Regions from separate parts of the Homo sapiens genome. Here all the other regions are linked to region 1. Evidence: chromatin contacts called from ENCODE Hi-C or POLR2A ChIA-PET data. All regions are on one chromosome and are shown on one strand. Each heading gives the region's core, a stretch centred on a gene start or an enhancer-like site at or near the end of the contact. The rest is flanking DNA. Distances are from core to core; before and after follow the strand shown. Region 1 holds the start of N4BP2 (NEDD4 binding protein 2). Region 2 holds the start of TLR6 (toll like receptor 6). Region 3 holds the start of APBB2 (amyloid beta precursor protein binding family B member 2). Region 4 holds the start of KLF3 (KLF transcription factor 3).

Region 1 (4,201 bases), core at 1-2,500:
CACTTTGTCATGAGGTTATTTCGCTTCTCTATTCTGGGAAAAACCACTGCAAGTGGAATGAAAAGTAACCGCAAAGGGAGGGGACGGAGGAAGTAAAAAACAGGCAAAACCACCACCACTACCATCACCACCACCACCACCAACCAGAAAGCAAAGGTGAAAAATTTGCGTACCCTGAAAACACTAAACATTTCACATCAGAACCCAGAACAAATAAACCAGGGAAAGCAGAGTTGAGAGAAAAAAAATGGTGCAGGCTTGGGGACGGACTCATACTACAGCGGTCGCAAGAGGGAAGAGCACGTCTTTGCTTTTTCTTGGCATCCGAAAACTCAAGCTCGAACTGGGGGCAAAGGCCAGCGGCTGCGGTTCCACCGGCTAAGGCGCACACATTCCCCGAGCTCAGACCGCACGCTGGCAGGGCCGATGGGGCTGGGCAGCCTCCCTCCACCCCGTGGCAGTCGCCTACCCCTTTGTCTCCCCGTGGGGCTCCGAGGCCGCGCGCCCGGAAGCCCCCCGCGGGAGGGCCGCGCGCGAGAAGGCGGGTTCCCGTGCCCGCCGCAGCGGCCACGGCCCTAGTCAGGCAATGCCGAGGCCGGTCGCTCGCCTCGCCGTCCCTCCCAACTTGCAGCCTGGACCCCGCGCGCGTCAGGGCTCGTCCCAGCTCTGCTTTCCTTTCTCCCCTCACCTCGCGAGGCCGACCTTGTGTTTGTTTTGTTTTTTGGGGCTCGGGAGAGTGCCGAGGGCTAGAAACAGCTGTGGTTTACCGCGCCGCTTATTTTGGCAAAAATTCCGGGCCTGTTGCAATGTTCCCCAGCGCCAAACAGCTCCCGCCTTCCCCCCAAGCAGAACCCGACACTCGAAGAAGGGCTTGCTCCTCCAGGGACCCCCTGATAAGAAAAGTGGGGACCACGGCCCGCTCTCGGGCGAGACTTGGGGGGTGGGCGACCGGAAGCAGCCGAACCGGCCGGGCAGGGCTTGCTCTCCAACGGGAGAGCGGGAGCGGGAGAGGTGGGAGCGCCCGCGGGCTCAAGTCCCCCGGGCCGCCGCGCCGAGGCGGAGCTCGGGGACGAAGCAGAGGTCGTGGCGGACAGCCGGCGGGCTTGGGGGGGGGCGGTGGGCGGCGATCCACCTGGGCGACGTGGCAGCCATTGCCGGCGCCTCGAGACCCCTCCCCACCCGGCCGCCCACCCGCCCTCTCGCGGCGGGCTTCTGCGCGGCTGCTCTTCCCCGGCCGGACGGAGAGCGGCAGTGTCTCCCCGCCGGGCGCGCTCGCCGTGTCTCCCCCGCGGCCGCAGCTGCTTGCTAGCCTTGCGCGGCGCGGGAGAGCGCAGTGGCGCCGGCGGGAAAGGGCTGCGGACCTGCGGCGCCGCGTTGTGCGTTCGACGACGCGGCACCGGCTTCGACGCCCTCTGCCCGCTCCAGAAGCAGGTAAAGGCGGCGGGTGGGAGGCAGGGAGGCGGGTCCAAGGTGAGGGCCCTGGAGGTTAGGGGTCCCGGGGCTCCGAGCCGAAGCGGAGGGCCTGAAGCAGCGGCGGGCGGCGCGGCGAATGAACCCCCAAGCCCTGAATGTGGGGCCCGGCGCGGGCCGCCTCCGATCTGACCCGCGGGCCCGGCTGCCCGGACGGAAGGGAAGTGAGGCGTCGGCGAGAGGCGGGCCCTGGCGCTCAGCCCGAGGCCGGGCGAAGGCGGGGGCCGCGGCCGCTTCCTTGGCCTCCGAGTGCCTGGCGGGCCTCCAGGCCCCAGACACACCCCTCTCGACCCCCCGAGGTTTCCTCCCAGATCTGTTCCCGCCGGGACCTGACCTTGCGCCCCTCCAGGCGCCTTAGGTGTTTGCCAGGCGGAGCCTTCTGGGAACTTCAGGCCACCTTCCTGAGCACATAGTCCTAGCAGAGCCGTTTATTTACTCAGTTCAAGTCCAGACACACAGCCACTCACACGTTCGGATTTTGGAGACTGCGGGGAGACTTTCCCCTCCCCGGCATTTGTGTGTCTTTGGCCCTCGTCCCGCCTCCCCTGCCCCCATCTGCAACTTTGTCCCTCAATGGGACCCTTCTAGAGCCCCTCTCTCATCGGGACTCTCTCTAAGCCGTCCGTTTGGAAATTCATCCTCAATAGAGTGAGTCATCTTAGCGGGGGCACAGTTTATCTCTCATGCGCTTTTGGTTAAAATAGTTTTTTTTTTCCCTCCGAAAGAGAGCTAGAGTAATAGAATGTAGATGACAGGTCAGTGTCAGTGTTGGCTTCAAAGGCTCTTCCTTTCGGCGGCAGTCTTTGTAACTAGGATCTGATATTTGTGGCACGGACAGGTTTGTACACATTCTCGCCATGCAGTGGTTGTAATGTCTCCATGGCACAGTTCTGGCTTGAAGGCAGGATTGGCTGCTTTTTCTACTCGACATCTTTGAGCCAATCAGCAAGGGCTGCTTGCCTGGAGACTGGTTAACTCAGTAAAGGTGGCCATTGGTTGAGCTCCTAGAAGAAAATCCTGGAGATGAACCTAGCCTCTCAGAAAACAATGACTGATTTGCAGCTGTATTAAAAAAATGTTTTCTTTTAATCCCAACATCAGCCTTTTCACTCCGTTTTTATTACTTCCAGTGTTTTTCTTTCAAACACCAGCTGTCTTTTGTAACTCGTTTTAACTCTCATCCTTTAATTTTAACTAAAAGACGCGCTTTAGGAAATGTAAACATCGTGTGTTCTGTGTTTTGATAAACGTGGTTCCATCTGCCTTTCTAACATTGTTTACTGCTAAAGGTCAGAAATAAACAGTTTTGAGTTTCGCTGCCAGGACCTTTTATTATTTAAGTGCCGTGCTAGGATGGGGGGTAGGAGCGAGGGGCTGTAGTGGTGGACATGGTGGGAAGAATAGGAAATAAATGGCTGCTCTTTTGCAAGGAGGCTACAATTTAGTTAATGAAAAAAGACTAACCTGTAAAACAATAAAGAATAAAGCAGTTGAAATCAGCACGCAGTACGTACGAATGCCAGTTTGTGTACTTGTTGACTTTAGTTAATTTGAAGGGGAGATAGAAGTACTGTATTTCATAGAAAAAGTGGGCTTAAGTTATGGTAGAGGCATGTTTTTTCCTTCATTAAAGTATATTAAAGTAGGCATAGTATCTTGTATGTACACAGTAGAAGCTAAATATTATCACTAGTTGCATGTTTTTTTTTTAGTATTTATTTTAAATCTAAATACTGTTACATAGTTGCATCTTATTTATTTATTTTTTTGAGACAAGGTCTGGCCGTATCGCCAAGGCTGGAGTGCAGTGGCACTATCTCAGCTCACTGCAACGTCTGCCTCCTGGGCTCAAGCCATCCTCCCACCTCGTCCCCTAGAGTAGCTGGGACTAGAGGCGAAAGCCACTACGCCCGGCTAATTTTTGTATTTTTTGTAGAGAGGAGGTTTCGCCATGTTGCCCAGGCTGGTCTCAAACCCCTGAGCTCAAGCAATCCAACTGCCTCCGCCTCCCAAAGTGCTGGGATTACAGGAGTGACCACCACGCCCGCCCGGCCGTTTTAAAACGCTGATTATTTTCCTTTTAAAATCTCCCTTTTCATCATGATTAGCCATGATTATGCATGTTTTTTGATATGCAAAGCAGCAACCATTTATTAGTTAATGAATTTCAGAAAAATAGCTATCTACCTTCTTTGCTTTCCTTTCAGCTTTTTATATGCAAAATCATATTGTAAGTCTTGGGAAGAATCAGTTGTCTATTAAATGCCTTTAGAAGTAGTTTATGTTAGGAATTTAAGAAGAGATTGAGCATTTTTTATGTATGTATGTATGTATGTATTTTGAGACAGAGCCTCACTCTGTCGCCCAGGCTGGAGTGCAGTGGCGCTATCTTGTCTCAGCCTCTGGAGTAGCTGGGATTACAGGTGCTCAACACCACACCTGGCTAACTTCTGTATTTTTAGTAGGGATGGGTTTTTGTCATGTTGGTGAGGCTGGTCTGTAACTCCTGGCCTCAAGTGATCCGCCCGCTTTGGCCTCCCAAAGTGCTAGGATTACAGACATGAGCCACCCCGCCTGGCCTTAGATTGAACACTTTTTTGATACCTACCTTGCCTGATAATGAGTAAGCATACATCAAGCCATGTATCATTATCAACCTCATTGCCCTCGTCCTCATAGTAATGAAGTGGCTTATGTGTATGTACACACACATGCACACCAGGTGCTGTTT
Region 2 (6,460 bases), core at 2,641-5,140, 1.2 Mb before region 1:
CACACACATGTTTATTGTGGCACTATTCACAATAGCAAAGACTTGGAACCAACCCAAATGTCCATCAATGATAGACTGGATTAAGAAAATGTGGCACATATACACCATGGAATACTATGCAGCCATAAAAAAGGATGAGTTCATGTCCTTTGTAGGGACATGGATGAAGCTGGAAACCATCATTCTCGTAAACTATCGCAAGGACAAAAAACCAAACACCGCATGTTCTCACTCATAGGTGGGAAATGAACAATGAGAACTCTTGGACACAGGAAAGGGAACATAACACACTGGGGCCTGTCGTGGGGTGGGGGGAGGGGGGAGGGAAAGCATTAGGAGATATACGTAATGTAAATGACGAGTTAATGGGTGCAGCACACCAACATGGCACATGTATACATATATAACAAACCTGCATGTTGTGCACATGTACCCTAGAACTTAAAGTATAATAATAAAAAAAAAAGAATGCACACATTGTTCTTTCCGGAAGTTTTAACCACTGTAATAAAGAAAAAAAATGACAGGAAGAAATACTGAAATGAAGAAAGAAAATCATTATTATTTTTAGATTATAAGACTGTCAATGTGGAAAGCCAAAGAGAAGTCATTGAAAAAATGTTAGCACCAATAAAAGACTACAATAAAGTGGCCGTCACAAAATAAATTATTATCATTACTATTTTCTTAAACACTTTCTTTTTAAGAGACAGGGTTTTGTCCCACTGCCCAGGCTGGAGTGCAGTGGCACAATCATAGCTTAAGGTCCTGGGCTCATGCCATCCTCTCACCTCAGCCTCCCACGGAGCTGGGGTTACAGGTACAAGCCACTGCTCCTGGCAAAAATAAATTCTATTTTGAAAACAAATCCCTCAATTATCCAAAAATAGCAGGTTATCAAATAAATTTTAGTATCTCTGTATAATTAAATAGTACTATGTAGCCTTTAAAAATAATAAAAATCGAATTGCATGAAAATATTTTCACTATATGTGACAAAAAGCAGTTTATTTAAAAAGTACCAAAGTAAATATGTACCTATGCAAGTAGAAAAATTAATAAGATACATACCAAGATATGAACAGTAATTATCTTTGCACAGTAAGATTATAATGGAACTTTATTTTCCTCTTAGTTTTTATCTATATTTTTCAAACTTTTAACATTCAAAATTAAGTTTACTGTACTATTTACTGAATAATTTGCCAAAAATCAATTGCCAATAATATGAATAATGTGCAATCTCACAAAAAATAAAACAGCACGTTAAATCAAAAAAGCACATAACATCTAGATGAAACTCATGATCTTGGATTAGATCTCAGTTAAGACAGACTTGCTATAAAACATATTCAGTAACAGAAGGAGGGGCAGATTCTATGATGGACCAGCCATTAGATGCTATTAAGAAATAAATTGTAATTTTTTATAATGTTATTTGGCTATTTTAGGAAAATGTAATTTTTTTAGAGATAGAGAATAAAGCTTTTAGAAATAGGTTTCCAGAATGCCTGTTATTTTTACTATAAGATATTTAAGCATAAAAAGAGGAAGGGGGTCAAAGGAGGACTCTTGTTTCTTAAAAGATTTTTTAAAAGGCAAGATTTTTTTTTCACCTATCAAATAGGGAAAATTAAAAAATATAATATCCAGGTTGGTAGGTGGAAACTAAAATAAGAACCCTCATTTACTACTTAGGCAGGAATGAAAAATTAGTACAAGCTTTCTAAAGGGTAATTTGGTAATTTACATAAATTTCTTAAAAATATACCTTCCTTTATTTTAGCAATTCCACTACAAGGAATTTTCTAAAGAAATAGTCAAAAATAACACACAGAAGATATGACTATAAGGATACTCATGACATAATGAAATATTGAAAAAATCAGAATGTCTAGTGTAGAAAATGATTAAATCAGTTATGTATAATTAAATAATAGCCTCAAATACTGTACTTTGAAAAAATGATAATGTTAAATGAATACAGTAATAGAAAATTATGGCCGGGCGCAGTGGCTCACGCCTCTCATCCCAGCACTTTGGGAGGCCAAGGCGGGTGGATCACGAGGTCAGGAGATCGAGACCATCCTGGCTAACGGTGAAACCCCGTCTCTACTAAAAAAAAATACAAAAAAATTAGCCGGGCGTGGTGGCGGGCGCCTGTAGTCCCAGCTACTCGGGAGGCTGAGGCAGGAGAATGGCGTGAACCCGGGAGGCGGAGCTTGCAGTGAGCCGAGATCGTGCCGCTGCACTCCAGCCTGGGCGACAGAGCAAGACTCCGTCTCAAAAAAAAAAAAAAAAAATTATATATGTAGTAAGACTCTAATTTTGCAAAATATGATTAAAACCTGACATATACGTAAAAGCTAGAGGACAAACAATGTGATGAAATATACCAAATACTAATAATAGTGGTTCTCTGAATCTCTGAATTATAGATGAATTTAATTTTCTTTCTTATACTTTCAGATATCCCTAAAATGTCTCATTTTGAATGTCCTTTATAATCCAAAAAAGTTATCGTAAGGCAATTTAAGAGTTGTCTTTATAGCTGTGTGAAAATATTTTATATTTAAAGAAACGTGCTTGTTTTATTTGGAATATTAAAATATAAAGATGGAGAACTTTCAGATAATAGTAGATAACTGGCATTCACAGATGAGGACCTACCCTACAGGTCCCCGGCAACCAGACCCACGGTGTCTGGGTTCATGGGACTGAAAATCAGTCACCAGGTGGAAAAGCTGGTCAGCTGTCCTTATGGTATCCTGCCACAAAAACGCAATATTCCTCCAGAGGCGTTCATACCCTGAGGCAGTTCCTAGGGAATACACTAAATGAACAAGATAGTAACTTTTCTATTTATTGGGAAAAAAGGAGGGAAAAATGGGAAGATGAGAGTGGAAGATTAGAGAGTTCACAGTTTTTTAAAGAAAGTAAAAATAAACAGGTAAATGCTCTTGATTTTTTAAATGCATCAAATAAAAAGGGTGAGGAAATAGATGAAATAAGCTACATTTCAGAAAAAAAGGGTAGACAAGACCTATGAAAATTAAAACTACAAGGAAGAAGAGAGCAGAAAAAAAATTAAGTGAAATAAGTGGAGGAAAGATCACATAATCAAGTTAACAAATAGGCAAGAAAAACATTGTTTCATTTGTCAAACTGAAGGTGGAAGGACCTGGAGGAAGGCAATTGCTACACTGTGCCAGATTCAAGCTTGTGAAGGGGCTTGGTCCCGGCCACTTCCTCCATTTAATAAATGTTTATTCAGAGTCTATTTTTCTGCCAGTGCCATGCTACGCACTAGGCACCAGGGATATAAATATGAATAGGACTGACATAATTCCTGCTTTCAAAAAGCTTATGAATTAGGGACAGACACAGACCAGCAAACTGTTACAGTGACAAACGACAAGGGAGATCAAACACACGTCTGCTGTAAAAACATATAATAAATAGGTGCCATATCAGTGGTATATAAAAATTACTGTTAAATGTTACTGAAAACAATAAACTAGAGAAAGACGAAAAGAGAAAATTCGCTGGGCCAAATCAGAAGAAATAAATAACATTAGTTTTGTTCCTTAATTATCACCACAAGCGCTAGTTGTTTTCTATCTTTTCAAGACAGCTGTAAAGACGCTGCTCTTCATCCTGCTCGTGAAATTCAAAGGACATTTGCAACATCTACAAAAAAAACCACTTCAAATCATTTTGCAAAAATTTCAAGGAAACATTACCTATTTCCTATATAATGAATGGTTAGCAAACTTGCTTACTTGAAGCACCTGTGCCATAATGTGAAAAAGCCACAGAAGTCTTTCTACTTACCAAGATCTCTTTTTCAGAAGAAGAGAAAATAACTTGTAAATGAACGGAAATACAATTGAAAATGCTTGACAAACACAAGTTCTTAAAGTTGAGTAAAGCGGTACCTTAGAAACAGATTGGTGCCATCTGTTGGCCCACACTGGAATTACTCCTACGTATATTTTTACCTTTCAAAGGTCCGGAGGTGAGTTAGCAGTTTTTTCTGGGCTACAGACAAAACCAGTAATCCAATTTTCTAATTCGTGTGAGGAAGCAACTTACAAACAATTCAATGTGAAGAAAAATATTTTTCTAAGGTAATATTTCTCTGTAAGAGTTTGCAGCCTGGTTATTACATTTGTCACCTGAGTGGAAAGTTATTTTAAACAGCCTGTTTTCTATTATCACCATATTTAACATTTCAAGAATAATTGCAGTTTCCCTTATCAAGCAATTTTGAGCATTATTTTAGCTGGATGAGATAGTTTAAAATAAAATAAGTATAGTTCCACAATTTGGGTTTTTTTTTAAAAATCAACTTCTAAGGAAAGTTTACTGGTTGATACATATTTATGACTACATATTTAGCCATATGTACGAGCAATCATACCCACATTCTGATCAACATTTGGTGTTATTAAATGGTTTAGATTTTAATTTAGGAATAATAAATAACACTGAAATCCTGCAAGACTAATTTAAAAATCAATTTTCTAAAGACCATTTAGAAGAATTTCAGAATGACATCAACAAAGGCTGATTACCAGAAGTCTCTGGTTAAACAGAGACTTCTGGTGGACAGTAAACCCTTTTCCCCAGACTTCTTGCTTAACTGAGTTCTGCAAAGGACAGAAGGCATGAGTGAAACAATCATTCTATAATTTATCTCACTGTCTGGCACAATCTCATCTTTATTAAAAAAAAAACAACAACAAGTTAAGACCTTACAATTTGGCTAATGACAAAGTTGGACATCTCCGTAAGAATCACTTCTGCTTTCAGGAGGAAGAGAAAGGCTGGCTTCTTGTGATTCATCCTTACTCATCAAACATAACAGGAAGTCTCCTCAGGCCTGGGGAGGCTCAGTAAGGAGTGGATGGATCTCTGCTCCACTGGCAAAAGGAGACAGCCAGAAAGCAGCAGGTATCTGTGACCCTGGAAAACCAGATTTGTGAAACAAGCCAAGGGAAAGGGCTGGCTGTGGCTCTGAGGGAATTTCAAGTAACCGTGGACTAAAGTCTTAAGAAAACAGACAACTATCACTGCAGATCTGGGCACATTGACATGTCTCATTAGGAGATTGCATCACAACACCAATGTTCAGAAACAAGGAGACTATTCTTGTCGAGGCTGTCATAACTCAGAAACGTCTGTAAGGGGATGACAAAAACACAAAAATCAAGTAATAGCGAAGATGGCAATGACAGTTAAGCAAACAAAGAAACAGACAGTACTGGGCCGAACCTCCACTTGGCCACTTACTGTGAGGCTTGGGACAAGTCCCTTAACCTCCATTTATTCATCCACAAAATGGGAGTACTTTTAGGAAAGATAATGAATTTAAAGTGGCTGGAATAGTGACTGACACAGAAGAGAAGTCATAATAGTAAGGAGTTTGGTGCAAATCATATAGTTTTTTTGTATGCTGAGGGGTAAAGATTTCAGGATATACTATGAAGTGAAGAAAATCAAGGTGCAGGCTGGGCACGATGTCTCATGCCTGTAATCCCAGCACTTCGGGAGGCCGAGGTGGGTAGATCACCAGAGGTCAGGAGTTCGAGACCGGCTTGGCTAACATGGCGAAACCCTGTCTCTACTAAAAATACAAACATTAGCTGGGTATGGTGGCAGGCAACTGTACTCCCAGCTACTCGGGAGGCTGAAGCAGGAGAATCATTGGAACCCAGGAGGCAGAGGTAGCAGAGAGCTGAGATTGTGCCACTGCACTTCAGCCTGGGCAACAGAGTGAGACTCTGGCTCAAAAGAAAAAAGAAAGAAAGAAAGAGAGAGAGAGAGAGGGAGAGAGAGAGAGAGAGGGAGAGAGAGAGAGAGGGAGAGAGAGAGAGAGAGAGAGGGAGAGAGAGAGAGAGAGGAAGAAAGAAAGAAAGAAAGAAAGAAAGAAAGAAAGAAAGAAAGAAAGAAAGAAAGAGAGAAAGAAAGAAAGAAAAGAAAGAAAGAAAATTAAGGTGCAGAACTGTAAGAAGAGTATGACATCAATTGTATAAAATCTAGCCATTTACACAGGTTATCTTCTTGCCAGGCATTGCTGTGACTACTTTCCAAGTATTAACTCATTAAGGTGCTGTGAGATAAGTACTGTCACGTCATCTCCACTTAGCGCAGCTGGGTAATCGTTCCAGCTTGCACTGCTGGTCAGTGGTGGGGGTGGGATTCGAACCCAGGCAGTTTGGCCCCAGTGCCTATGCACTTAAGCATCATACTATGCTGCCTTAGAAGACACCCTGTGTCCTCATAAGACACACAGAGAAGAGAGATACAGAGAAGCAGAGCATTTGCAAACAGAGGCAGAGACTGGGGTATTGCAGTCACAATGCAAGGGATGTCTGGAGCCACCAGAGGCTGGAGAGAGCATCACCCTATGAACAGCTTGATTTTGAACTTCTAGCCTCCAGAACTCTGAGAGAAT
Region 3 (6,644 bases), core at 557-3,056, 1.2 Mb after region 1:
TGTACTTGTACCCCACCACCTTCCGCCCTATGATCAACCCACTGTACTCTACTGCCACCTGTGTTCTCTCGGCATTTCCCCAGCCTGGAGGTTTCCCCATTCTCGCCACAAATACCATCCTTCACGAACGATGCCATTTCTAGGATGTTGCAAGTTATGATAAACAACTGTTGAACAAATATTGCTTACAAGCTACAAGTTGAAAACGAGAAGGTTGCTACCTAAGTTCATGAAGAAATCCCCTTTCAAGGATTCCATCTGTTCCTAAAAGGCCAGCCACACAAATTCTAATACTCTGCATTATTATGGCCATTTGGGGACAAGATTTTAAATCTGAAACCATGACAAGAAAAAAAAAAAAAGCAAGATTTAAGAGAGTAAACTCCAGAAACAACAGATCAAACTGCCATTGTGTTTGTTTTTTTTAAATCAGTGAAATATTAAAACAAATGATAAACCCATGCCAACCTCACAAAGTTTCCTCATTCCTTGGAATTCAAACACCACCGATGGCATCATTTTATGATAATCCTTTGGGTATTTCACGTAAGTAATTAGACACAATGTAAAGCCAGTGACTGAGGGACTTAAACAAACTGTCCCCTCCGAGAGCCCAGTTGGAGCTTCCGACACTGACCTTATTCTCCTCTCAATTTTAACCCTCCTCAACCACTCAATCCATCCAAAAACGTCTGTGACAGTCGTGGCTCTAAAACCGCGCAGAACTTGACTACAGAACGGTCGGTGACAACTCCACATATGATTTATCCAAATTAATTTATTTTTTTGAATTCTAGTCCCATGCTCCCTCGGCTGTTTGCCCCGAACCCGTAGTCTACACCACTTCACCGACGTGAAGACCACCTTTCATTGTTTCTATGGGTCTCAGCATCCTTCCCTCCGTCCAGCTCTGTTCTCGCCGCACAAATGTCATTTCTAGCGTACCACCCTCCATTCCGCCCGGTGGGCAGCGCAGGGGCTTTCGGGTCCCAGTGGCCAGTTTCCTGGAGTCGGTCCCCTATGCACAGCCATTTTCTAGTTAAACGCTCTCTCTGCCACCGAGGGGGAAAAGGAACTTTTCCCCCCTTTCATGTCTCATGGGCTGGCCTCTGAACCCCTCGTGGAGAAGCCAACCCCGGCTCCAACTCCCCGGCAGGAGCGCGCTGCCGCCCAGGAGAGACAGCCGAGCGGCACAGCGGAGGCCGGTGCCAGGACAAGGGGGTGTGCGCTCTTCCCGCAGGCGCCCACCCTCACTTTTCCCCTCTGCAGTCCCCACCCGGGCGCACCGCCTCCAACCCGGTCTCCCCCGCCCCAGGCCCTGCCAAGCCGGGGCTGCTGAGGGAAAGAGGGCGCCGGGAAGCGGGAGGGATGGAAGTCAAGGAGAGTGAGCCCGCAGTCGCCGTGCCACTGGCCCTGCGGCGCGGGCGCAGGGCGCACGGGACTCCGCAGCAGGCGCCCCGCTGCAGATGCCGCGGCAGCTGCTGCAGGTGTGGCTGCGGCTGAGCGGGCAGCAGTGGCCGCGGAGCCCCGGGGCCGGGAGCAGAGGAGAAGCCGCCGGGGGAACCCGCAGCCGCTCGCCGCACGCTGCTGCCGCTACCCGGGTGTTTCCCCAGCACTCTCGTGCTGCCCCGGAATCCGGGGCAAAGGCAAGGAAGAAAGCTGGGCTCACCAGTGGTGCGCGCGGCGCTCGCCTCGGCTCCGGCGCCCAGCGGCTCTGCTCCAGTCTCGCCCTTCCCGGAGCGCCCAGATCAGATGCGGTTACAGCGCACTAGCTTCCTACTTGAGACCAGAACGGGCTCCGGCAACTGAGCATGCTCAGTGCCGTTCCGCGAGTCCCGCGCAGGGAGCGGCGCTGACGAGATTCCACTTCTCCAGGCTTTGGCAGCGGCTGCGCGAGGGAAGGCTGGAGGGACCCGGCGGGGAGGGGGCCGAATGGGAGAAAGGCGGGGCCGGGGGGTGGGGGCCGGGCAGAAGGAGGCGGGCCGCGCTCCCAGGGCGACCCCTGCAGGTGGAGGCGGCAGGGCCTGCGGGAGGCACCCTCCCCAATCGCCTGGGAACACGCAGGGAGGCAATGGGTCCCCCAGTAAGACCCAAAGGCAGGACGTGCAGTGCAGCCCGGGTATCCCCTCCGTGTGGCTGGTGTCTGTCTGCACCAAAAGGCAGTTGGGTTACCTTAGCCCTGGCTTTTCTCCCACACGCCAGCATTCCCTTGCAATAGGAAAATGTCCCCACAGGAGAGCTGCCCACACCCACCCAGGCTAACTGCAAGTTGTAGGCGACACCTTCTCCTTCCTTCTACCTCCTATCCCCACCCCCAGGCATATGCCGCACACACACTCTTCTTTGATCCGGAAATCACAAGATAATATCAGGGGAGAGATACAACTGCCGGAGAGGAAAAGGAGGTTTTCCTTTCCATTGCCAATAATATTATCTATAACTCTAATTGTAAGCGTGCAAACAAAGCCCTGATAAGAGTCGAGTCTCAGTAAACGGTAAACCGTGCTCTGCCCCAGACGCTGTGAATGACATCCCCAAAGTATCCTTAGGATTGCTCTTCACCAGGGCAGCGGTTGTCAAACTGGAGCCTGGATCAGAATCGCCTGGAGGGTTTGCTGAAGTACAAATCCCTGAGTCCCAATCTGTGTCTCTGAATGGGTAGATATGTGGTGGGGCCCAAGCATCTGTATATCTAACAAGTTCCCATGGGATGCTGATGCTGCTGGTGTGAGGACTATACACTTTAGAGAACCCTACCCATACACACACACACACACAGTCCTACCAAGGATCTCGAATTAAAAACTCACGTGATTCTTCCTATGAGGACTCTATGCAGTGGGGTGGGCATTACTTTATTCTTTCCTACATGAGTTTATTAAGGATCCACGAGGTCTTGTACTAGGCCTGAGGATAGTGGTGAATTTAAAAGCCCAGGCCCCTGCTTTCATGGAATTTATAGTCCGGCCGGGTGACAGACACCTATCAAATAATCACTCAAAACGGTTATTTCAAACAGGTAGAGTGCTGGGAGGGAAATGCACAAGGTGCGAATAGAGTGTATAGAGGGACCCTCATGCAGACTCAGTGAGGTTGTTACGAAGGGATGGGAGGGGGGCTGCCTTGTGGAAGGTGGTTTCTGACTTTTGCACTCCAATAACCTCTCCAATTAACAATTATCTCCCTCAGACCGAGCTGGAGGCCAGCAATCATGTCCCTCCTTCCTACAACATAAAAACAATACTGTCACAGAGAAATCCCTATAAATTCATGAAAAGTGTTTACTCTTGGGACTGAGTCTCTGCACCCCAAGATCCACCTAACACGTCCGTGGACCAAGGACAGTCGAGGGCCACAGTAGACCTCTTGGGGAAAATACAGGCTCTCTGAACTGGAGAGCCTGTGGTTCTTAGTCTGTGATCTTCAAGGCCAAAGAGGCAAGGAAACCAGCCCAAGACCACCATTCCCGTCAGGAGCGGAGATCGACCAGCCTCCAACCTTGCAGACGGGTCCTCTTTCCAAGGCACTCTATTCCCGGACCTCACAGCTCCCCTCAGATCCCCGGAACCCGGCCTGGCCACCCCGCTCTCTCTCGGGGGTCCGGGGTAGGTGAGCGGAGCCTGCCCCTCCCAGGTCGGTCTCTTCCCGACGGAGAGGAAAACCCGCGGTGGAGTCCGCGGCGGCGGGGGGGGGGGGGGGGGGGGGGGCGGGGCGGCGCGCGCAGGCGCAGAGGCCGCCAGGTTGGGCCGAGGAGGCGCCCTGCTCCACACCTGATGCAATCAGCCTTCCGGAAACGGGTCCCGCTGCCGCGCTCACCCAGGAAACACTTCCGCGCCCTCCTCTGGCCGCTGAGCTCCCGGGGACGGGTTCCCAAACTCCCCCGGCCCGACTTCGCCACGGGCGGTGTTCTGCGCCCCGTCGGGGATACGCCGGAGAAGTCGGGAAGTCACTGCCTGGGCACACAAAATCCCTGAAATGCCCTGACAGTGACGTCGAAACGGCCACCAAGCGTTGCGCAGCTGCAGGAGGAAATTCCCTTAATTATGAATTTACAGAGGGGACTGATCGGGGCCGGAGGGAAGGCTTTGACCCTTCCCTTGCTTCCTTCCTTCGTCCGCCTCCCAACACATTGTCTCTCTCACTGAAAGGAACGTTTAACAGCAGTTTTAAGGCAGTATGGAGAGGAATCTCCATGCCCTCTGTCTTGCTAAATATGTAACAGCACTTTAGCTTTGCTACATAAAGCTTTCCCACCGCGCGCTCATTTTATAAATACGTAATTGGTTTCTGCATACCTCATCATTTCAGTTTACAAAGAAAATCATTTCTCGTTTCACCACTTCATGCAATTTTTATATCTATTGTGAGTGGGTTTTTTTCTTCATGCTGACTCACCCATTAATTGTTTTCCAAGGAAATGAAATATCCAAGAATATTCCAAGAGCATGTTTTTTAAAGCATGGAAGTAAACGCTGTGAACAGTAGATAAAACTGACCTCTCTTAAGTCCCTTAAGGCCAAAGGTCCTCCTAGGGAGTTGGGGGAAGGAGGCAGATCCAAGGAATTTTATTTGGAAGGATACCTCAAGACCATTCTAGAATCAAATCAAGATCAACTCTTAGACTTTACAGATGACATTTACCTCTCTGTGGCCCAGAGAAATAAATGACTTCTTTATTTAGACAAACCAAAGGCAGAACTGGCACTTGAAGCCAGATTTCTCAAAATTCCAATCTAATGGGGAAAAAAAAATGTTTTTTGCACAAACACCGTAGGGAGTGCAATACTATATTACAATGCAGTTTTACAATCCAAAGATTACAAAATACAAAATAGGTGACAACAAAAGGGATCCTATTACTTGTTCCTGTGACGTCATTAGTCTTTAAATAGTCCATGATCAACAAATATCCAGCCACTTCTAAGTGGCATTGAATAGCCAGAGTCTAGGAATTAAATATTTCAATTAAACAGGTATGAGTCAGGTGCAGTGGCCCAAGCCTGTAGTACCAGCTACTGGGGAGGCTGAGGCAAGAGGGTACATGAGGCTGGACGTTCAAAGTTGCAGTAGGATCTTGCCTGTGAATAGCCACTGCACTCCAGCCTGAGCCACACAGCAAGACCTCATCTCAAAACAAAACAAAAAAAACAGTATAACTACAAAACATCAAGAAATCTTCTGTGCCAACATTAAGAACTTCTAGTATTATTATTTGATTGTGTGGTATATGTGCAACGGTTTGAGCTTAAACCAAGGGAATTTTAATGATCACAACAAAATATCACGGTCATGATTTTCTTCTGTAATGATTTTAAATACTTTAACAATTTAGTAATCAAAGTGAAATAAAAAACAACTCAAAACTCATGCCTGCAATAAGATAAAATCTAATTCTTCAAAACTCTGTCTACCTTCTTATCTTGAGGAATGAATTTCTTTTTGGAATGTTCTGACAGAGATCTGGAGGAACACCTTCTATTGAAGCAAAAATAGAGTTGAGTAAATGTCAAAATGCAGAGGTACAAAATACACACTGTCACACGGTACTAGTTTTAGAATAGCTAACTCTTACTGACTATTTAGCATGTGCCAGATACTGGCTAAGCATTTTCCATAGGTTATTTAACTCAATCCTCACAACTACCCTATAAATGAAGCACTATTATTATCCCTATTTTATGGATAGGGAAAGTGAGGCTTGCAAATGTGAAGCAGCTAACTCAAGGCACAAAATATTCATTGGCAGAACTGGGATTTGAACCCAGGCAGTTTTCCTGGAGCTTGAGCTCTTAAATAATACTATGTATGGAAAAATGTAAATACAGAGAAAATGACTATAATGATTCTCAGATAAGAAAGGAGAGGGAGTATTGTACTTACTCTCCTAAAGATAAAACATAGTAAAATAAGTTTGTAGTCCACACTAGGAAAAAACCTTTTGCTAGCTAATAAATTATGGTCCCCAAATATAGGACCAATATTACCCAGAGGTATGAGGCAGATGATCAAATATCGAGTGATTTTTCAGGGGTACCAGCAAGGCCTCTTCTCTGATGAACCCTCTACGCCTGACTGGTTTCTCTAGTCCTAAACCATCCAATATGGCAGTCACTAGCCACATATGCTTATTTAATCTGAAATCACTTAAAATCAGTTAGAATTAACTCTTCGGTTCCTCTTTCATACTAGCCACATTTCAAGTGCTCAGTAGCATATGGCCTAATGACTACTGTATTGGATAATGTAAGTAAAAAGCATTTGCATCACTGCAAAAAATTGTATTCAACAGTGCTGCTCTGGGCCTTAATGTCATTAGGGCAATCCTTTAATCTCTCTTCATACTGCACTATTCCTGGGAGGACCATGTTTCCATGGTCTACCTTCCCATTGAGCTTCAGTCCTATTTTTCCAAACTAAAATTATTATTAGAGTGTAGAAAGGTACAAAGAGGTACAAAGCATAAAGTCCCCTACTATCATGGAAAGAATAGGGGCACTGGAGTAAGACCTTATTTCACATTCCAGCTCTTAGTAGTTGTGTGACCTTGGGCAAGCTACTTTACCTCACTGAATCTCACTTTTCTTATCTGCAAAATGGGCATGTTAATTTTTTCATTATAGGTTTATTTAAGATTAAATAACATA
Region 4 (5,893 bases), core at 2,772-5,271, 1.4 Mb before region 1:
TTGGAAAGGACAAATATCTGAACCATAGCAAAGAGGAAGGGGGGTATGTTTTAAATTGTGTGGTCAAGGAAGTCATTCCTGAGGAGGCAACATTTGAGCTGAAAACAGAATGACTTGAAAAAAAAAAAAACTATCCACATGGAAACGGAAACGTTGGCTTTCTCTCACGAATACAAGATGGCTACTACAGCTTCAAGCATCACATCCTCACCTAACAGCTTCCAAAGCAGGTCTGGGGATTTCCTTGTATCAGGAAAAAAACCCCAGCACACTTCCCTTCATGTCCCACTTGCTAGAACTAGGTTGCATACCTACCCTCCAACCAGTCACTGGCAAAAGACACTGGGATTGGCTGGGAGTAACCAGGGTTCCTCTGCTGGGACCAGGCATGGGTATCCTCCACTGAGGATAGGCTTCCCACACCTAAACCAGACTGGCCTGCTGTCAGCAAGGAAAAAGCGCAAAGCAGCTACCACAAAGATCACACTTGAGATTGTCATGTAGGATTTACTGAACACCTGACCATGTTCCAGGCACTGTGCTAGTGTTAGGAATTTTAAAAAGACCCAGGCATCGCTTTTACTATCTCACTCTGTTGCTTAAAAGCACTCAGGGGGGGTAACTCCCTCTTCCCTCCTCTTCACCATTTCAAAGCCCCTGGACTGATGGAGGTATAGTTCACTGCCACTTGCCTCCCTATAGCCCCCACTCACCTCTTCAGCTCAGAATGACTCCTCCCTCCTCGCAACTCATAAACCACATTTATTCCTTTGACAAATATTCATTGAACATCTGGGCCCTGGGAATACATTTTTGCTGAAAAGACAAGGTCCCTGCCCTCATAGAGTTTCCAGTCTAGTGCCACAGAGAGATCATTAAATAGCCAACTACAAGAACGGAAAGTGTTACAAGAGGGGAAATAGGAGGATCCACTCCCATGACCCAAACATCTCCCATCACGCCCCACTAGATGTTACCAGAGCACCTCAACTTGTCCAAAGGTGCAGTGAGAGAATACATATTTGGAGAAAATGTCATTTAAGTCAAGACTGAAACGATGTATAGAATTTAGGGAAATGGGAGTAGAGGTCAGGTTGAGAAGACAAGGCTTTTCTACCTAGAAAAATGAGCATGTGCAAAGGGCCAGAGGTGGGAAGAGAGAGTTGGAAGAAAGGAACGGAAAGAAGTTCAGCGTTGCTGGAAAAGAGTAGGAAGAGAGAAGAGGAAGAAGTGTCTGTAATGACAGGCAGAGGCCAGGCCAGCAGGGGTGGAAAGCTTAGGACTTCATCCTATGGGAAGCCATTGAAGGGACTGACACGATCAGGCTTGCATTTTGGAAAGGGCACTCTTACTCCCGTGCTCCAATGCCTTTTTCATGCTTCAGCCCATACTACAAACAGGATGACAGGATGACCAACAAGACATGGTGGCAACAGGCTGGGCCAGCATAGTGGCCAGAGAGTGGGTAGTGACCAAGGAGGTCCAGGACTCAGTGAAACATGGGCTATGCCCTGCTAGCGAGAAGAAAGGCTTAGGTGCTTCTGTTGGGGTTTTGTTTTTTTTTTGTTTTGTTTTGGTTTTTTTTTTTTTTTTGACAGAGTCTCACTCTGTTCAGTGGTGACATGATCTCAGCTCACTACAACCTCCACCTCTTGAATTCAAGCAATCACCCTGTCTCAGCCTCCCTACATAGCTAGGATTACAGGCGTGCGCCGCCATGCCTAATTTTTGTAATTTCCGTAGAGACGATGTTTCGCCAACTTGGCCAGACTGGTCTCGAACTCCTGGCCTCAAGTGATCCACCCAACTCGGCCTCCCAAAGTGCTGGGATTACAGGCGTGAGCGACCGCGCCCCACCCTGTTGGGCACTTTGAAGAATGATGGTGTCCTTCACTGAGCTACCCAGCACTAGATAGATTCATTTCCGACAAGTTGCATTTGAGCAGCTTCCCACAGGGCACCGAACACAGTGTTCACTAATTAACTGTTTAAAATGGCTTTTCTTCTCCTTTGCCGCCTGCCCCTTCCATATCAAAACCACTCCCTTCTTATCTTGGGTCACACTTTTCTCCGACAGGCCTATTTCGCTCTTCCCCTTTGCGTCCACACCCACATGAACAAGGTAAAAAACATGGTTTATGTGCTTCAAGTTCTCGTCACTGTGTCCCTGGAGAAAAAAACGTACTTTTTTGAGCACCTACTATGAGCCAGTTTCACCAGCCATTCCTAGCACGGTGTTCCGCTAATGCAAACCTTAAGGCAGCCAATCAGCCATTTAATGATGTCAGTGATCAATAAATGGCAATTAGTAATTGACACGAATCCAACTCTTTTTTTTTCTGGAATGTCTTTTATTCATTATGAAGAAAAAAAAAACTCACACCCTTTACATTTTAAAGATGAAGCTTATGGGACAGCACGACGTCCCATGAGCCGGCGTCGGTTCTGGGTATCCTCCACGTGGCCTTTCCTGGACTTGCGTTATTTAAAATATGCGATTTCACTACTTGAGGTTACCGAGTACTAATTTTACAATACTGTGTAGCTACATGAAGCGGCTCGAAATATACTATTATCACTCCGTTTTAAGCAGCACGATGTCTGGATGAAGCATCAAAGCGAGATGGGTCAACTTAAAGGGCCTTTAAAACATCTTGAAGCAATAATAAGCCATACACTGAAGCAGGGGCGGTTTTAAACATTACACAGAACTTAAAACAATCGAACGAATTCGTCCTTTGTTCTTTTTATTACATTAATTATTACATTAATACTGTTTAAAAAGAAACTCAAAAGGCATTAAACTTAGGTACCAATCTACACAAAGTCCTCGAAGGGGCCTGGCTTGGACCGAACGCGCTTTTGTGCCGCCCCGCTCGCTCGCAGCACCCTGAAGGCCACTGAGCTTAGGGCGCTAGGTCCCTAGAAGCGACTTGAAATGAGGGGGTCGCCAGGCCAGGCCCTCGCTCTGCAGGGGAGGATCCGACCAAAGTTTGCCAAGTTTCCAGGCAAGCCCAACTGCGCAAATGCCGCTTTTTAGCTCCAGCGGCAGGCCTGGCCCGTGGGAGTTTTGCCCCAGGGGTCTCCGGGCCTTCAAAGAAAAGTCCCACGAGGTGGGGGGCGCCGCCTGGGCCGCCGGCCAGGGGGACCCGTCGCCCCAGGGCACAAAGAAAGAGCGCGCCTACAGGGTGTCCCCTGACCCCGGCGACTCGGGGCCAGGGAGGCTCGGCGCGCCCCAGCGGCCGCTCTTCCCCTCCCGAACCCGCCCGGCCCACTCGCTCCTGCACCGCGGCCGCCTCGGCTCGGCTTTTCTCTTGCAGTGAGCTGAGTGCGCTCAGCCGAGGAGGGGCCGCGCCGCGCCGCGCCGGCCGCGGGGCCCAGCCCTTCCCGCCGCGCCCGGGGCCGCCCTTCCCGCTGGAGCCGGCTGATCGATGGCCCTGGCAGCCCGCGCCCCCCGCCTCGGCTCGCCCGCGAGCCCGGCTGTGTGTTTTGGAAGCAGCGCAGCGGGCCGCAGCCGTGTGACGCCCGGAGCGGGCAGCGCCGCCCTTCCTTCCCCCCGGGCTCGGGCGGCGGCGCGGCGGCTGGGCCGGGCGGGAGGGCTGGCGGGGCGCGGACTCCGGGGAGGAGGGCGCGGGGAGGGGACGCGGGCGGGGACGCGGGCGGGGGGCGGAGGCCGCGCCGCGCACGCCCAGCCCCACGGCCGCGCCGCGCCTCGTGGGACAGGTTGGGCCGGCGGGGCGGCGCCCGGCTCCGGGGAATAATGAGTGTCTGTCAGGCCGTCCCCGGGTGACTGGGCGGGGCGGGGCGGAGGCGGCGCGGGAGGCGGGGGTGGCGGGGGAAGGGCGCAGGGCGGGGTGCGTGTTTGCGCGAGTGACTCGGCCGACCCCTCCGGCGGCTGCCTCCACCCAAGTGGGTGGGGACCCGCCCAGCCCGGGCGGCCGCGGCGGCTCCCTCTCCCCTCCCTGACCCTCCCACCCCGGGTCCCAGCCTCTACTTACCCCGCCAGCCCCGGGAGGCTCGCAGAGCGAGCGGCGCCGGCGTCATGTGACTGCCCGGAGTTGGTGCCAGGAGCCAGAGGGGAGCCAGGAGCGGAGCCGCGCGGAGCCGGGGCCCGAGCCGGAGCGCAGCGAGAGCGCCCGCCGCACGCGCGCCCGTCCCCGTCCCCTGCGGCCGCCAACGCCGCCCGGACTGGAGCCCTGACATTGCTGCGCTCGGGGGGCTCCAGGCAGCCCGTATCGGGGCCTTTATTTCTCGTCGGCGGCGCCCTGCACCGCGCCTCGCAAAGTAAGTCCCGTCTCCCTCACCTCTGCTCCGCACCCTGGTCCCTGCCGCCCCCCTCCTCGGCCAGTCTGGTTTCATTTTTTCTCCTGGAGGGGGCCGCGGGGAATGGGTCGGGGGTGCAGCGCTGGTGTTGGGGGGGGCGCCTGCGGGCTTGGGAAAGTGTGGCGGCTACACTTAGCCGGGGTGGGGGCGGAGAGCAAGCAAGGAGGAGGGGGTCACGGGTTCGCGGTGAAAAGTGAGGGGTTGAGGCGAGGCACCGTGCGGACCCCGGGTGCGGGGGAGCGGGGCTGGCAGCGCCCGCCGCCGTCCCGGGCAGGGCGCGGGCGGGGGCTCACCTGTGTGGTCCCCGGCCTCCTCCCGCCCGCTCACGATTCCCTCCAAAGCCCCAGAAATCTCCGTGCTCTCCGCGTGTGGCAACGTTGTTTGGAGAAAGGTAGCGCCGCGGCCGCGCGCTCCTGCTCCTCCCCCTCCCGGTGCCCCCCCACCACCACCACAACCCAGGCTCCCGCGTCCTTCCCCTCCCCTCCCTCCGCCCGCGCCCCCCGCCGCCCCCCTCCCAGGACACGGCGCGCGGCCGCTCGCCCGCCACAGCAAACTTGGAGCAGTCTCCCGGCCCTCTGGAAAGAAACTTAGGGCAATTGGGATTGGAGGCAGCATCCCATTCTCGGTTCTGGAGCCCAGGAGCTGCCAGGGCGTCTGGATCCTCCGGGGCAGGAGAAATGAGCTGGTCGGGTTTGGAGAGTCTTCCTGGGGGCATGGAGAGAACCTGCCGCAGTGCCTGGAGCAAGGATTGCAGCGTGGCTGAAGGCGGAAGACGCCTTAGGCAACTGCCTGCAGCCGAGCCTGATGGGGACCCAGGGACAGATCCCTGGATCAGGACCCATGGGACCTACCTAACATTTCCAAGTGGCTTTCTTAGAGATGGCAGATGAGATCTGGAATTGTCATATTCATTTTTTTGGGCAGATAGCTACTGACAAGGAGAAGCACTTTTCTGGTTTAAATTTTATAGCAGTATACAATAATACTAGAAGAATGTGAATGAGACTTATTTTTAATAAGTCAAGTTAAACGGAAATTGGAAATTGCTCACCTTCTTGTATTTCACTAAAATAAACATTTTACACTTAACCACTGAATTTCTTACTCAGAATTTATGTTTCCATTAATATCACCCAAGACATTTTAAATATATTGATTATATTCTCACAAGAGTCTGGTATATGGGAAAAAGTATGAAGTGGTATTCTGACAAGTACCTGAAATGTGCCAGCAAAATCAAGTGGGGAATAGGCCAGTTGTTCATTATAGGTTTTTCCACACAGCAGTTTTGTGCTATCCTTTTCTGTACGAATTTGAGGAGCATTTTTATAAGAGAAATTCATCTGGATGATCTGCCTCACCCTAGGGAAGAAGACTTGCTTTTAGGGGAAAAAACAATCTGCTAGCATTAATATCTACAAATTTTTTGGAGTTAGTAATAGTGTTTAAGGAAAGTGTCCACGAGTGATTTCTTCTGGTTTGAAAAGAGGTATGTTAGTTGACCTTAGGCTGTTAATAGAAACCTGAAATTAGATGTTCGATTAAATTAAACTCCCTAGAGAAACTGGTA

What was found. Hi-C counts contacts between places; a loop is a spot of excess contacts on that map. ChIA-PET counts read pairs that join two places held with the same protein, here RNA polymerase II (POLR2A). Pooled maps may share reads with other maps.
Region 2: a map of naive thymus-derived CD4-positive, alpha-beta T cell shows a loop between it and region 1 (33-fold over the local background). The contact joins the promoter of TLR6 here to the promoter of N4BP2 in region 1. A Hi-C loop is called at or near these places in 1 of 168 maps with a recorded cell type or tissue (naive thymus-derived CD4-positive, alpha-beta T cell) and 9 of 50 pooled maps. POLR2A ChIA-PET finds 5 or more read pairs at or near these places in 1 of 52 experiments (OCI-LY7).
Region 3: a map of tibial artery shows a loop between it and region 1 (6-fold over the local background). The contact joins the promoter of APBB2 here to the promoter of N4BP2 in region 1. A Hi-C loop is called at or near these places in 3 of 168 maps with a recorded cell type or tissue (prostate gland, sigmoid colon and tibial artery) and 13 of 50 pooled maps. POLR2A ChIA-PET finds 5 or more read pairs at or near these places in 1 of 52 experiments (GM12878).
Region 4: a map of dorsolateral prefrontal cortex shows a loop between it and region 1 (6-fold over the local background). The contact joins the promoter of KLF3 here to the promoter of N4BP2 in region 1. A Hi-C loop is called at or near these places in 2 of 168 maps with a recorded cell type or tissue (dorsolateral prefrontal cortex and endothelial cell of umbilical vein) and 11 of 50 pooled maps. POLR2A ChIA-PET finds 5 or more read pairs at or near these places in 2 of 52 experiments (activated CD8-positive, alpha-beta T cell and activated T-cell).

The regions. Positions count from the first base shown.
Region 1 is chr4:40,055,600-40,059,800 of GRCh38, forward strand. N4BP2 (NEDD4 binding protein 2) reads left to right here and starts at 1,251. Exons shown (of 18, transcript NM_018177.6): 1 at 1,251-1,431. It also overlaps the pseudogene LOC344967. RefSeq lists silencers at 463-672, 1,013-1,472, 1,523-1,872 and enhancers at 2,063-2,112, 2,213-2,312.
Region 2 is chr4:38,852,927-38,859,386 of GRCh38, forward strand. It overlaps TLR6 (toll like receptor 6), which reads right to left and starts at 3,891. Exons shown (of 2, transcript NM_006068.5): 1 at 3,835-3,891. RefSeq lists an enhancer at 4,340-5,539.
Region 3 is chr4:41,212,736-41,219,379 of GRCh38, forward strand. APBB2 (amyloid beta precursor protein binding family B member 2) reads right to left here and starts at 1,807. Exons shown (of 18, transcript NM_004307.2): 1 at 1,670-1,807. RefSeq lists enhancers at 100-179, 3,747-4,561, 3,869-4,118 and silencers at 1,182-1,491, 1,902-2,071, 3,689-3,738.
Region 4 is chr4:38,660,178-38,666,070 of GRCh38, forward strand. It overlaps KLF3 (KLF transcription factor 3), which reads left to right and starts at 4,022. Exons shown (of 6, transcript NM_016531.6): 1 at 4,022-4,284. KLF3-AS1 (KLF3 antisense RNA 1) reads right to left here and starts at 4,716. Exons shown (of 16, transcript NR_171644.1): 1 at 4,617-4,716. RefSeq lists an enhancer at 1,890-2,211, silencers at 2,923-3,442, 3,473-3,742, 3,753-4,352, 4,413-4,762 and a promoter at 3,482-4,284.